Regions from separate parts of the Mus musculus genome. Here region 2 is linked to region 1. A link is a loop called in an ENCODE intact Hi-C map of the cell type or tissue named here. Cell type or tissue: left cerebral cortex. All regions are shown on one strand. Links, peaks and the distances in the headings refer to the core of each region. The heading gives the core; the rest is flanking DNA. Region 1 overlaps Pdzrn3 (PDZ domain containing RING finger 3). Region 2 overlaps Pdzrn3 (PDZ domain containing RING finger 3).

Region 1 (5,000 bases), core at 1-5,000:
AGTAGTACCAGCCAGTGACAATTGGCTCTGAAGTGTCACCTCTGCATATCTGTGGCATCTGCATAGCTGAGGAGATGGCACAAGGCTGGCAGCTTCTATTCCTTCCAGGTCACTTTGACAAATAAGTTTCTGCTGCCTTTGGGATTGGCAGCATATATTGGTAATAATATCTGCTTGCTCCCCTGTAGGGCAGCGTCTCTCCTCGCCACCCCTAGCTACTTTACATACTCACGGATCTCGCTTGCAATTTACATTTGTATATTTTATTCATAGGTGAAATTTTTTTTCTCCTACAACTTTGTACAGGGCTAAACATTATCGGAATATTATTCAAAACATGTCCTTTCCATAAAATCTGTTTATGTGCCATCATTATCTGCAGCATTAAATACATTTTATATCATCAGAAATTTTATGATATATTTAAAAATGAATTTCTACTTAGCTGAAACGCATTAGGGATTATCCTAAGAGACCCTGCTGGAAAAAAAAAATGCAGTCATGTTTATTTGTAACTGCCAGAAAATGGCTTGCAAAATTGTTAGTGTCTTTTTATTATTCCCTACCACTGGAGCACTTGCTTGTTAATTAGAGAAATTTCAACTGTCATAGTTGGCAATTATAGCTTCTGTATCATTGTCTGTTATGAATAGTCAATGGAAGCTGATTAATATGCATGAGCAGCAGTATATATAGCGTGTGCATTGGACCACAATCCAGCTGCCAGAGTCACTCTGAGGAGGGAGCAGAGTGTGTGTGTGTGTGAGTGTATGTGTGAGTGTGTGTGTGTGTCCCTGTGTGTGCGTGCGTGCGTGTGCGTGCGTGCATGCTGTGAGGGAAGGAAAGGAAGCGTGGAGGAAGCAGAGAGTTGTTTTTGCAGCCTCAGAAAGCCATGCCCGTGTGAGGCTTTGTAGCTGCCTGACTCACCTGAGGCTCTCAGAGAGCCCTTCAATGCCTGCATGCTGAGGGAGTGGCTTCCCGGGCGCTGGAGGTCCTAAAGGCTTTCTTTGACATTCCTCCAAACATGGGATGCAGCTTGTGCAGCGCACAGAAGCAAGAGGAGCAGTACAAATTACTCTATGAAGTTTGCCAGGTAACAGCGCGCGGCAGGTTATCCTGCGGGTACTCACCTGGCGGCATCCCTCCTGGGGCAGGAATCGGGAATGTCTGTGTGTGTTTGTGTTCCGCCTACGCCTGCCTTGCCCACTTCTCCGGAGATGTTCTGTTAACTCTCTTAAGAAATGTGCTTCCCGGCAGCTCTCCGGTGCTCGATTTTGAGAGTCTAAATAGCTGTTGATGGTCTTGCGATGTGTTTGAAGCAGCTGGGTCACAAAAGCTCCATGACAACTGAGCGCTCTATAGAGCGGCCAGACAGGAAGGGTCAGAGAGTGGTCACAGCATCCTTTGAACAAGTTGGGGAAGGCGGGAGGGGAGGGGCAGTGATGGATGCTTGCAGTTTTTGTGTCTATTGAAAACAGTTTTAAGGCACTGCTTACAGCGGAGCAAAGTCCTCCTTTCAGCAGCGTCTTGTACCGGGACATGTGGTTCACATTTGTACCTCGCGCTTGCCCCTTGCTTATGTCTCTCTCTGCAAATGTTAGCAACTTCTGAAGCAAGCCACTTGGTCTTACAGACTGTCACCCTCAGCAGGCTTCTACGTCACAACATGAAATTTCAGTTGAGATGTTAGGAAATGTGTTCAATACAGCCCAGATAGCTTATTTTACATCTATGTTGAGCACTTTCCTTTTACGTATTCAAGCCCCATCTTGAACAAGATGGTTTGGCATGGTTCTTGCTAACCTAACTCTGCAGTTAAGGATTTTCCTCTTGAATCAGTTTGGCTCCTTTAACAAATAATTTTAATGAACAGAAAATCACAGGCTGGTAAGTTTTTTTTTTTAATCATCATAGGAGAATAACATTGCGTCAAGAAAAAAAATGGGTGCGTGTTTCTTAGTTCATAACAACAAATGGCTAATTAATATATTTTCTTTTTAAAGAACTAGCTTGACTTTAAAACGAATTGTATCAGTTCGTTGGGTGTTATTTTCACATGAGCCACCAGAGGGCGGGTGTCCCTAGCAAGACACAGCAAGACAGCTTAATGTGTGTCTCTGAACAAAACCTAATGATACTGGGTGAATAAAAGGTGTGTCTGTCTGTATGTCTGCCTGCTCTCTTCAGTAAGGCATAGAAAGGATGTAAGCATTCAATGTAAGCATTCTAAGGCTTTTTGAATTGTCTCACTTGCTAAAAGCAAGCTTCTTAAGTCTTAGAAATATCCTTGCCTTCCAATCCCATGCTCAGGACTTAGTGGGACACATGCCTTGTTCCCAGCAGTCTAGGGATGTCTGGGAAGACTTGAGCATCAGTACTGCCACCACTGACGATCTGGCCCCATCCCGCATGTCATCATGCGGTATGTTCTAACCCTCAGTTTACCTGATGATCTGGGGGAATCTCTTTTTGAGCCAAACATTTAGAAGTGAAATGAGCTGAATAGCAGACACCGTTGGCTAAGCAGTGTGCTAGGTTAGGCTTGGCTGCTGCAGAGGGAGTAAGTTAAATGGTAGTTTTCAAAACTCTGTTCTTGTTTTGGTTTGGCACCAAAGCTACCATGTAGCTTCCATTCAGGTGAACTTCATACACATCTATGAGAGTGAGCCCCTTCCCAAAGTCAACTTTATGATATCCACAACAAATCTGTGTCAACTTATTTTTCATTCAACCTTATTATTTATGCTCTTAAGCGCAGACTACAGTCCCAAAAGAAGGAATCTGGGTTCAGTTTGGTTTTAACTAGGTAAAATTTTGTGGGGCTATTTCTGTCTGAAGTATCATTTGGTGAGTTGCTGATAAATGACTTCCACATGAAGTGCATGTTGTCAGCAGCTTAAGGAACCATGCAGATTTATTTTCAGGGAGCCCAAACTACTTCTCGGACCCACTTCCCTTGTGTCAGCTAAGTAAAGTCCCTTCTTCCACCTATTCTTTGGGCACCCAAACCATAGCACAGAGGAATTCACAAAACCTCTTGCAGGAATTAGTAATTGTATCCTCATCCTTATTATGCAAAACCTTATTAGAACAGAGAAATTGAGGTTTCCATAAATTACAGTTCCAGAAAGTCCAGGGTGTCTGGCTTCAGTAAGCCTTCATAACAGCAGCACAAAGAGGATCAAATATTCTAAGGCTCTGGCTTGATCCTATCCTCATCCAGAGATAATTCAAAGAGATGCTCTTCATTAGGGCCATCGGCAAGCCGCCTATAATTTCTTTGGGAGACTGCTGTGAGCTTAATGGTGCAGAACAATGGCTTTGCCTCTGGTTGTGCACACACACACACACACACACACACACACACACACCTTATTGTACCTTTAATCACATTAGAACAACAACAACTCCCCAGCTTGCCTGCTTGCTAAAGGGTGGCATAGTCATTGACACCCTTGTGCTGAGACCTTGAGGAACACTTGAATACTTTTGAGGAGAAAAAGCAAGCCTCTTCCCACCCTGGGCTTGTCAGAGCAGTAGAGTAGAAACTGGGCTGCAGTTTCTTGGGCATTTATACCTGCAGTATTCCAGTGGAGGCCTTGATCTAGAATCTGTGCATTCTGGAAGTGGGAAGTTTAGATTAGCAGCTGAAAAGATCAGGTAACTTGGACCCCCTAATTCAAGGAAAAGAAAAAAAGATGCCCAAAAAGAAAGATACTCGGAGGTCGTCAAAGGAATAACCTTCTTCTCCTTGGGGAATTGGATGGCACAGAGAAGCTCATGTTCTAGCCTCGAGGCTCCAGGCCTGCAAGGCAGATGAGGACGGGTGCCAAGTTCTGGGTGGAAAGGAAGGAAAATACTCATTCAAGGCGACTCTGTTAGCTGGACACTGTGATTCCAGGGCAGGCTGGATGTCAGCTGGGCTAGCAGGAAAGGTGGAATGGCTGTCTGGGTATTTTGTAGGTCTTCCTGTGGAGAGTTAGAGAAAGGAATAAAAAAGATCAGAGGTGGCATCCAACCAAAAGAACTCTGAGGAGTCAGGAGTCAACAGGGAACTGATAGGGAATTCTGTTTCCCACTGAAAACTCTAACTAACTCACTTACCTGAAGTTTGCACGCCAGAAAAACACACTTCCACACATCTGCAACATTACCTACAGCATGCTTGGTGTGTACTGGCAATATGCTAAATGCCGGTCGTCTGGTTTCCCATTGAATTCACACAGCAGGTTGGAGACAGGAGATATTATTATCCCCAATCAAAGATGAAGCAGTTGACATTCAAAGGAGTTATAAGTGGGGCTGGGTGTCATATCTGCACCACAATTCTCAGGTCTGAGAAGCTTTCCTTACACAAATCATTTCCAGCAGTGCCAGTGAGTGCATGACCAACTCCACCGGGGTAAAGTGATTACAGTCAGTGCAAGCACGAGGACACAAGTTCCATCCTCAACACTCACAGAAGCCAGGTTTCATTGCGCTCACTTGTAATCTCAGAGCTGAGAATGCAGAGACAGAAAGAGCCCACAAGCTCAGATAAGCAGTCTTTGAGAATTGTGCTGAGACCACAAGGAAGTAATTCTGATAGAGACTACCCAATGACAAACAAACCTGTGTCAAAAATAAAAAGTTGGTGGCTCCTCGGAATTATGGTAGAGGTTGACCTCTCTCCTTTAGGTACACAGACATTAGTGTACATACATAACAGAGGGGGAGGGAGAGGGAGAGAGGCAGAGTGGGGGGGAGAGAGAGAGAGAGAGAGAGGGAGAGGGAGAGGGAGAGGGAGAGAGAGAGAGAGAGAGAATGTTGAGACTGCTTTCACCTGTGTGGTTGAAGAGCCTGTACTAAAGCAGACCCCCTTGAAGCTTGTCATTTCACTCTGTCAAGCCACACGAAGGGCGTGTGGTGGGCAAAGAGAAGTCACCTCCAAAGTAGCAGAAAGTTCCCACTAACCTCCAGGCTTTTCCCCGAATGGATGATCTTAAAAAGCCCTTTGGCCT
Region 2 (8,777 bases), core at 1-5,000, 65 kb before region 1:
TGCTGTGTTATTATAATTTCTAGTTTGTATATTGTAGTCCAATACTCTTAAAACAGCAAGAAACTTGGTCACGTAAAGAGCATACTATGATCAAGTCTTGTGAGTTTTAATTCTGAGCAAAGTCCTACACGCTGGACCCTGAGACAAAGGCTAAGACCAGAGTTTGTGTGAAGGGTCTGTCAGAGGGGGCACCTCTGACATCATTATTCATGAAAACCAGCTACATAAAGTGGCATGCATGTCTAGAACGATAACTTATTTCTTAATTAAAAGAAGAAAATCTTTGCCTTCAGCTCCACAATCCCATACTCTTAAATTCTGCGCCTCCACCCTCGGGTGTCACGCTGTCTGAGAGTACGAATGGGATTTGACCGTAAATCAAAACCTCAGTGGACTGTCATTTGCAAAGAGCCAGGAGCAATGGCTGCAAAAACTATTTTCCATATCCCAAGCACATTCATGTAAGAATATGACTGATGTGTTTTTTCAAACATATTTTGAGGGAGTTTTCCAGGAAGCCCTTTGTGGATCTAAGTCCTATATCCAAGTTGTGTTGATAAATATTACAAGTTACATTATCTACATAATGCTTAAGCGAAATAGCTACAAATTCTGATTTTCATGCAAAATGTGCCTTGGATGGGTATCAGACCTAATACAAAAAGAAGATGGTATGAGATTGAAGCTGTGTGCTGCTCATTGGTGGATGGTTGCCTAGCCTGTTGGGGGGCTTTTGCCTGGATTTCACACCCAGCAACCACACCTCCTACCCTCTCTGCACATGTGGTAGATTTTGGAGATGAGAAAAGTGCTTAGTGCAGGGAGTGGTTGAATGGAAGACTTACTTCCCTTTCAAACAGTGCATCACCCAGAAGACAGAGTCCCTGCAAACCAGGTCAGATGGATCAATGGTTGCTGCCCAGCAGGGGCTTGTCAAATGGTTGTCCGGGAATGACTGTGGCGATGTGTGGGAGGCCCTAATCCAGTCTGCTGCCTTGGTGGAGATGTTGATTCCAGAAACATAACATTCACTGTTTGGAACCAGAAAGGTTGTCATGGAGATGGAAATCTTCCTGGTACCATAAAACCCCACTTGTCATCAGGCTGAAGCCCGGTATTTGCACAGGTGGTTCTGCTAGCCTAGAAGGGCCAAGGAAAAACAAATCTTTTCTTCCTGAATGGAGCCTTTATGTGTCTAAGAGAATACGATTCCTTTCCTAAGCCATTCAATTAACGACCCATTATCAACTAATTAAATCCCATGTAAATTTTATGCGAGTTCCTTTGCCACTTGTACCACACAGTTGCTGACTAACACTGTATTCTGTGCTATCTTTTTATAGAGCAGTGCCTCTCAGACCTGTGGGTCGCAACCCATTTGGGGGTCAGACGACCTTTTCACAGGGGTCACGTAACACCATTGGAAAACACATTACAATTCCTAACTAGCAGAATTACAGTTACGAAGTAGCAATGAAAAATCATTTTACAGTTGGAGGGGGGGGAAGGTAGGGGTTACCACAACGTGAGAAACTGCATTAAAGGGTTGCAGCATTGGAAAGGGTGAGAACCACTCTCTAGAGGATTGAAGTGCGGTGGAGAGACTCGTGATGCACCCACAAGACACAGGCGACATACATCCACAGTCAGCAGTGAAATACTCATTTCTGTGTATGAAGAAGCTAAAGGCATGGAAGACTACCTGTCTCACGCATGCCTGAAACAAGCCTTCTGTATCCACAGCTCTGCTATGGCCAGGAAGTCCCTGTGGCTGGGATTTCTATCTCACCGGGTTGTTTCTCCAAGGCAGACACTGAGTACGCAATACAAAAACACAACTGTGCGCCTTCTGTCCCTCCCTCTTCCTGCTTCCTTGCCTATGTGCCAGGGTGCAGAATCCGATCTTTGGATAAATTTGGGATAAAAGCCCTAATTGTAGGGTTTTAATTTCAGTCTGAGATGCTTTTCTGTCCCATAGAAGTTCAAAGCTTTTACCAAGTTTCTCAAGGCAATGTCTGTGGAGGCCCCAAGACAGTTGACTTCAGTCTCGAAATGTGTAATCTGTCATTTAAGACTTTGCAGAGTTGTGGGACAAAACATTAGGTGGTGTTCTCTATGATAAAAAAAATAACTACCGTGCAAAAGGGGGGAAAAAGAGAGAGAGAGAGAGAAAAGGAAGCATTGTTCTTGTTCCCCGGCAGAGGCGGCATGGAGGTCACGCCAGTAGGAATAATAGGCTGAATAAAGCACTAGAGATGATGAAGATAATGGAGGACTGGTTTAAGGAAGAGTCCTTGAGTCTTTGGAAACCTGTTATTTAAAGAATGAAATCATGCTTCTCTGAAGCATGTGTGTGTGTACATTCCTGTGTGCCTGTGTGGTGTGTGTGTGTGCTTGTGTGTATGAGTGTGAGTGCACATGTATCTGTGCATGTGTACATATGTGTATGTGTGCATGAGTGCCTGCTTGTGTGTGTGTGTGTGTGTGTGTGTGTGTGTGTTAGACTTCTGTGCTCTCACATGGTTAGCCTTCCCATCCCTTGTGAACTTCACTCTCACCAGATGTGTGAGCTTTGGGGACTATGGAAGGAAACACAGGACCACTTACACATCTTCTTGTAAAGATGGTACCCAGTGGAAAATCCAAAATCTCAAAGCAGCCACTAGATTGCATCTAGATTTTGCTTATAAAGGGAACTCCAGTGTCCAAGAGCATGTTGGCTTCTTTTGTGAGCCGTGCCCTTTATCACAGTTGTTTATAATAGATAATTAAACATTTAAGATGGGAAAGCATGCAGATAAAATTTCATTATTTAATGCAACAAAACTGCCAACTTCTAGTGTAACTTTTTTGGACTGGGGAGTTATAGTTATCTACCTAACGCTAGAAATTTAAACAAACAAAGAACGAACAGATAAAAAAAACCGAGTTGTGTTTTTCAAACTGTCCATTTGTAAGAAAATGTGAAGAATCTCTTCTTTCTGGTTTTTACACTGGGTTGAAATCCACATCCTATAAGATTGTTTAATGACACAGTTGTACCAGAAGGTGGCGCTGTGATACCATATGTTTTTCACAATGCCTTTTCCCCAAGAAGTGGGTTGTAAGGAGGTGTTGATCTTCAAGGATTCCTGGTCTGAGAGGCTACTTACTGCCCTTGACCAGGCTGCCTGTTCTGGGATCATACAGCTAAATTTTCCATTTCTGAACCTTGCCTGATTTCCTGACACAAAGTCCAAGATGTAAAACATACCACACAGGCACTCTGAATGGACTGCCTTACCTGTCAAAAAGTTCTAGAGCTGGCCCAGCAAGTGAGAGTGCTTGTTACACAAGCACAAGGACCTGATTCCAAGTTCCAGAACCTGGGGGTCGCAGAGAGCCAAGTGTGGTCATGTACACCCATGTATGCCTATAACCCAATAGTATAGCAGGATGGCTGGGGTTTGCCGGCAGTTAGACCAACACCAGGTTCAGTAGGAGTGTTTCACAAGAATGAGACAGTGTTAAACCAGGATACCCCAAATCCTCCTCTAGCCTGGCCTACACACACACACACACACACACACACACACACGCACACACGAACGAACGAGAAGGGGGGAGTGGAGGGGAGAGGGAAGGAGGGACGGAAGGAGAGGCAGAGAGACACAGACACAGAGAGACAGAGAAGGGAGAGAGAGATTCAGAGGCAAACTTCAGGAAGATGAACTTTAAGTAGAATTAATGACTGTTGAAGGGAATTTCAGTTGTTCCTGGCCTTTTACAGAGAATGAAGTGTCACTGGACAGGCCCCTTCGCTAATTCCCTCCTGAAGAGAAGCCATGTATTTAGACACTAAAGGACATCATTATGGAACCTTCTTTTATTATGAAAACGTGTCATTCTGGTTGCAGCCACACTGTAATTTAGGCTGGAAACATAATGATTACCTCGGAGAAAGGGTTTACACGTGATTTGAGGCCACAAGCGTCTTCGTCACGCTTCTCCGTACGCCAGCTAACCCAAGACTCTTGTGCCGAGCGCTGTGTTTTCTCTCATTGCTTGCCATGTCATGTGTCTCTTCTTAATAACAGGGCTGTGAGGAAAATGCCTCAGGTAGTCTGCTTGCTGGAGCCGGCTTAAGGAGCTTCGTTGTCTGGTGGCGGGTGGTAGCATTTAGATGGCACTTATCGCCTGCCACATTCATACCAGATATGGAGTTGAAGGGACAAATCTATTATAGCGTTATTTTGGTTCCACGGGAGAGAAACTTTTGATTTGATTTGCTGTGGTAGTGGTGGTGGTGGTGGAGGTGGTGGAGGTGGTGGTGGTAGTGGTAGTGGTGGTGGCGGTGGCGGTGGCGGTGGCGGTGGCGGTGGCGGTGGCCGTTATAGCACTGGGAATCGCCCGTTTGCCTGTGCATGTTGGGCAAGCACTCTGCCACTGAGCTGTCTCCCTCGAACACATTGGCCTCTCCTTGTGCTGTTGTTTATGCTTTTTACATTGTAGGTACATGGTGTGCATTGAGAAAGTCCTCACTTAGGAAGGGGAAAGACTGGAAGCTCTGGGAGGGAGTGGAAGACATTTGGCCCTTTTTCAGTGGGTTCTGTACTCCTAGAGTCAGCAAACCTACAGTTTGAATCTTTTCAGACACACATACACATGCACACACACACACACACACACCAGTTGAATCTATATTGCTAATATCTTGGCAAAAATACTGCCATATTTCTTGGCATCATCCCATCATCGACATTGTAACAACTAACATCATATTTATATTTTTATCGAGCACTTAAAGTATCCTAGAGATGTTTTAAAGAGCACTGGAAGACACACATAGGTTACATTCGAACACTGTACCATTTTGTATAAAGGACTTGAGCACTGTTGTGTTTGATATCCACCAGAGTTCCTGGAACCTGCAAAGATCCCAACTAGATATGTAATCCTTTGCAGTCACTAGGGAGGGTAACGTAGCAGGCACTAGAGAGATACTAGGAAAGTTATCATAGGTAAGGTGACATGCCTGCTTGGGGGACAGAGTCTTCAGGATCTTAGCACATACATGAATGGGCTTATAAAAAGCAGGTGGAATCCTGAGTGGAGGATATCGTATCTGAAGCTCGTGCATGTCCCACTGGATGGTATAAAGAACTTGGATGAATGCCACCAGCTCAGGCAGAGAGTTGGCACGATGTCCATCGGAAATGGACATCAAGTGCCGAAGTTGGTTGTGCTGTTAACAGCCCCACAGCAAACCAAGGGAGCTGTAGTTGGGGGTTTGTGTTTTACAGCTCTAATTAGGTTTATGAAGCCATAGCCAAATCTCAGCAGGAATTGATGATGATCCCTTGCCCTTGAAGTTTGAACAATTTTAAATATTTCTGGATTGTCTAGCTGGACATGGTGAGAACAGAAGATGAGAAACTGGCTTACGAGGAGGATCTACAGTCTCATGCCTGGTTCTGAGAATTAAGGGGTCTGTTGGAAGAAGCCAGATGCACATAGATGGGACAAGACCTAATCAGGCTAGACAAAGAAATGAAAACTGCTACAGTTCAAAATGGGCAGGTTCATCAGACAGTTCACACACACAGCAGTGGGTAGATTGACTTTAAGAAGAAATAAAGGCTCCATAATAGGGTGTTCAGAGTTAGAAGGTAGAGACCAGTGTTGAAGTTGCCTGGAAGGTAGGTGGTTTAAAAGTGGTAACACACCTGGGTAGAGGTTGGAACCGGTCGGTGGCTAGGCTAGATAGAAAGATGTTCCACGAAAGGACTGAGGTTTCCCTCTTCATCCAGTCTGCAGTAGGGAACCACTCTGTGCACCACAGCACGCGGGGCTGTGTTTAAAAGGACTACTCAGGTTAAGGCACTGACATAGACTGGAGCCCTGATGGTTAAGTCAACAATGAACTGGAGAGTCCAGAGCAAAGCGTGGCACATCGCACTAGGAAAGCTGGTAGGAAGTGATAATCAGAAAGAGGCTTGGAAAGCCAAGTTCAATCTTAATAAAGCTGTGATTGTTCTTAAGATAAGAGCTTCCCCTCATGTCCTTGTGACCTCTTGCTCCATTGATGATTGGCTGTTCTAAGCAATAACAGAAACATCTTGTTCTGAATGACAGCCACAGCAGCATTGTCGGCTGCCATCCATCCTTTGTGCTTTCTGTGTAAGCTGACCCTGGTGTATACACTCTGTGTGTGTGTGTGTGTGTGTGTGTGTGTGTGTACATGTGTGTACATGTGTATGTGTGTGTGTGAGGTTATTGTGTATGTGTGTACTTATGTGTACATGTGTGTACATGTGTATGTGTGTGGGTATTGTGTGTGTGTATATGTGTGTGTACATGTGTATGTATATATGTGTATGTGTGCGTGTGCATGTTTTCATGTTAACTTCAACCATCACAGCTATACAAGGCAGAGAGTGCCATTTAGAGCTATTTTCCAGGTAGACACAGTCAGTGAGTAGCAAGACCCTGCTGACTCAAGGCTCTGAACACTTTAAAAGAGTCTATTTTGGGTGTCACACCAGTTTCTTACCATCTAGGGAATGAGAGGGATAATTTTGGAATCGATATCTTTTTAGAAAGTCAGCAACTTGTACACGGTTTTGTACTGAGAGAACTCACCTCAGAGTTTTGTACCAGGAGTAATAGGAGTTTCTGGAATATTCCTGAGGATGGGTCAGTCTGGGGACTCACAGACAGATGAGTAACTACGCATCAGGGCTAAATAGCCATTGGTCCATCCTCTGTGTGTGAGAAGGGTAGTTGGTGGCCATGTGAGTTTCCAGTATCATCTAGAACCAAACTTGGACATTGGGTATTTCAGACTAGGTCATGGGTAATCCATCATCATACCGTGTAGATCCCAAAACAAAGGCGATGAGGCCAAGACTAGTATGTCTTATTCTATGACGTATCTTCGGAACACATTGAGAACAGTGTCTGGTGTTTCTTGAACGGAAGCCAAGAGGAGCCATGCTGTTGGCCAGTTGAGGAATCCCAGGCTCTCAACTACAGTCCCACTAAACCTAAGACTAGGGCCTGTGGTCACAGACCTCTTTCATGTGGTGTCACTGCCATGACAATCCCCGAGTTTCATCTCATTAAGTAGCAGTGTGGCTTCTGCTCACACTGGGACGCTCCTCCCCAGTTTTACCTCAGAAACCAGCAGCGAGGCCAAGCAGTGACTCATACAACCGCTGCTGAGCCCGACCTGTAGGTGCTGAGAAGAAAGAAAGGCCAGGGGTGGATTGCTTGGTGCCAAAGATGGAGTTAGAGTATAGTGAATATTAATAGCACACAGTTCTCTGTTTTGGATGTACCTGTTGGGCGAGCTTACATTTGCTGTTGAGTTTTAGAGACACCTAGTCATGGGTGCTCATTCTGGAGTGATCATTTGCGGTCCTCTCTGGTTAGGCGAGCGGCCGAGGGAGTTTGGGTACCACCAATAATACCTAGTCTGCTTGCAAGAGTGACTATGCATCCCTCCTGGTCTGGAGCGTGGTTCTTCTCAGGTTACTTAGGATATACATGGGACTCCTGGTGGGTGGGCCTTAAAGAAACTGTGTTGTGAAGAAGACCAGGGTAGGGGACGGATATGGCAGGCAGTGTACACTGGGGCTGAGCCTCAGTGGTGTGCACACGCGGAAAGACGCCTGAAACATGATTTCTGTGTGCTAATGTGTGACAGTGGCAAATCACCCGGATCGGAGTAGTCTTCCTTTCTCTGAGGTAAGCTTCAGAAATGGAAGACCTCCATGATAAGACAGCGTGAGGACCTCCTTAGACTCAGGTGTCAGCTCAAGCTGGCCATCACACCAAACTCTTTCTCCCTGTGAAAGAATGAAGAATAAAAGGGTTCTTTTAATCCTGTGTTTATTTTAGTTTGGTGATTTTATGGTTGTTGTTGTTGTTATTTTATTACTTTTTTTTTTTTTTTTTTTTTTTTTTTTTTGCCAAGGGTTCATGTATCCTAGGCTGGGCTCAACTTGTCACACAGCTTAAGCTGGCCTGATTCTCTTGATCCTCCTCCTTCTGGCCTCTAAGTGCTGGCAGGTGTGAGACACCATGTTGGGCCGATGTTGTGGGCATAGACCCACAGTGTGCTCACTGTGTGAGACCAATAGCAGTGTCCACTCTAGGAGCTTTCTTGCCTTCTTACGTCCATAAAGTATTCACAGAGGCCAACAGATTCTTCTAGGACATCCTCATCTCTAGGAAATTCAGGTATACTTGGAAAAGATGAGCCAAGAGTTTAAAATGTTTTAAGATGGCCGATAGCTACATGGGGTTTTGTTGTCTTCGTCACTTCTTTATGTGTAGAAATTTTCTCTAGGAATTTTTATTGTTTATTTATGTATGTGAGCAAAGGGGATTGAACCCAATGTGTGTCACAGCTCAGCAGGGGCTTGACTACCAAGCTACACCTTCAACCACCCAAGTAATTTTGTGTTGTAATGTCAATAGTCACCGTTAAACTCTGTGTTTGTGCAGTGTGTGTGCATTTGCGTGTGGGATGTATGTGTATGAATGAAGATGCACTCACCCAGTGAACACATGTCGGGGCCTGAGGTTGTCTCTGGCTCCCTTGCCTTCAGCTCTGGTTTGTTTGTTTGTTTGTTTGTTTTTGGTTTATTCTTTTGTCTTTTGAGATAGAGTCTCCCACTGAACCCAGAGTCTGCCATTCCTCCTGGACTGGCGGGCCAGCAATCCCCTAAGATGGTCGTTTGGCTTTGTACCCCAGCACTGGGGTCACAGACGTGCACCGCTATGCCTAGCTC

What was found. Peaks named below come from ENCODE experiments on the same cell type or tissue, not always from the same donor. Only the 100,000 strongest peaks of a DNase experiment are listed, where the experiment ranks them.
Region 2: it touches region 1 in a loop (8-fold over the local background); 2 of 42 quality-filtered maps call a loop at or near these places.

Annotation. Positions count from the first base shown.
Region 1 is chr6:101,194,917-101,199,916 of GRCm38, reverse strand. All of the region lies in intron 3 of Pdzrn3 (PDZ domain containing RING finger 3), which reads left to right. Gm26911 (a long non-coding RNA gene) reads right to left here. Exons shown (of 5, transcript XR_003956481.1): 1 at 1,131-5,000. Among named protein-coding and RNA genes, the nearest start is that of Gm26911, 25 kb to the right of the region's middle. In left cerebral cortex, for the core only: a CTCF peak has its summit at 2,056 (motif pointing right); DNase peaks (open chromatin) are centred at 835, 1,126, 1,427 and 2,070; H3K4me3 peaks cover 1,365 bases; H3K27ac peaks cover 243 bases.
Region 2 is chr6:101,256,002-101,264,778 of GRCm38, reverse strand. The region is part of intron 3 of Pdzrn3 (PDZ domain containing RING finger 3); the gene reads left to right. Among named protein-coding and RNA genes, the nearest start is that of Gm33934, 12 kb to the left of the region's middle. In left cerebral cortex, for the core only: a CTCF peak has its summit at 3,047 (motif pointing right); DNase peaks (open chromatin) are centred at 1,017 and 3,082; H3K27ac peaks cover 510 bases.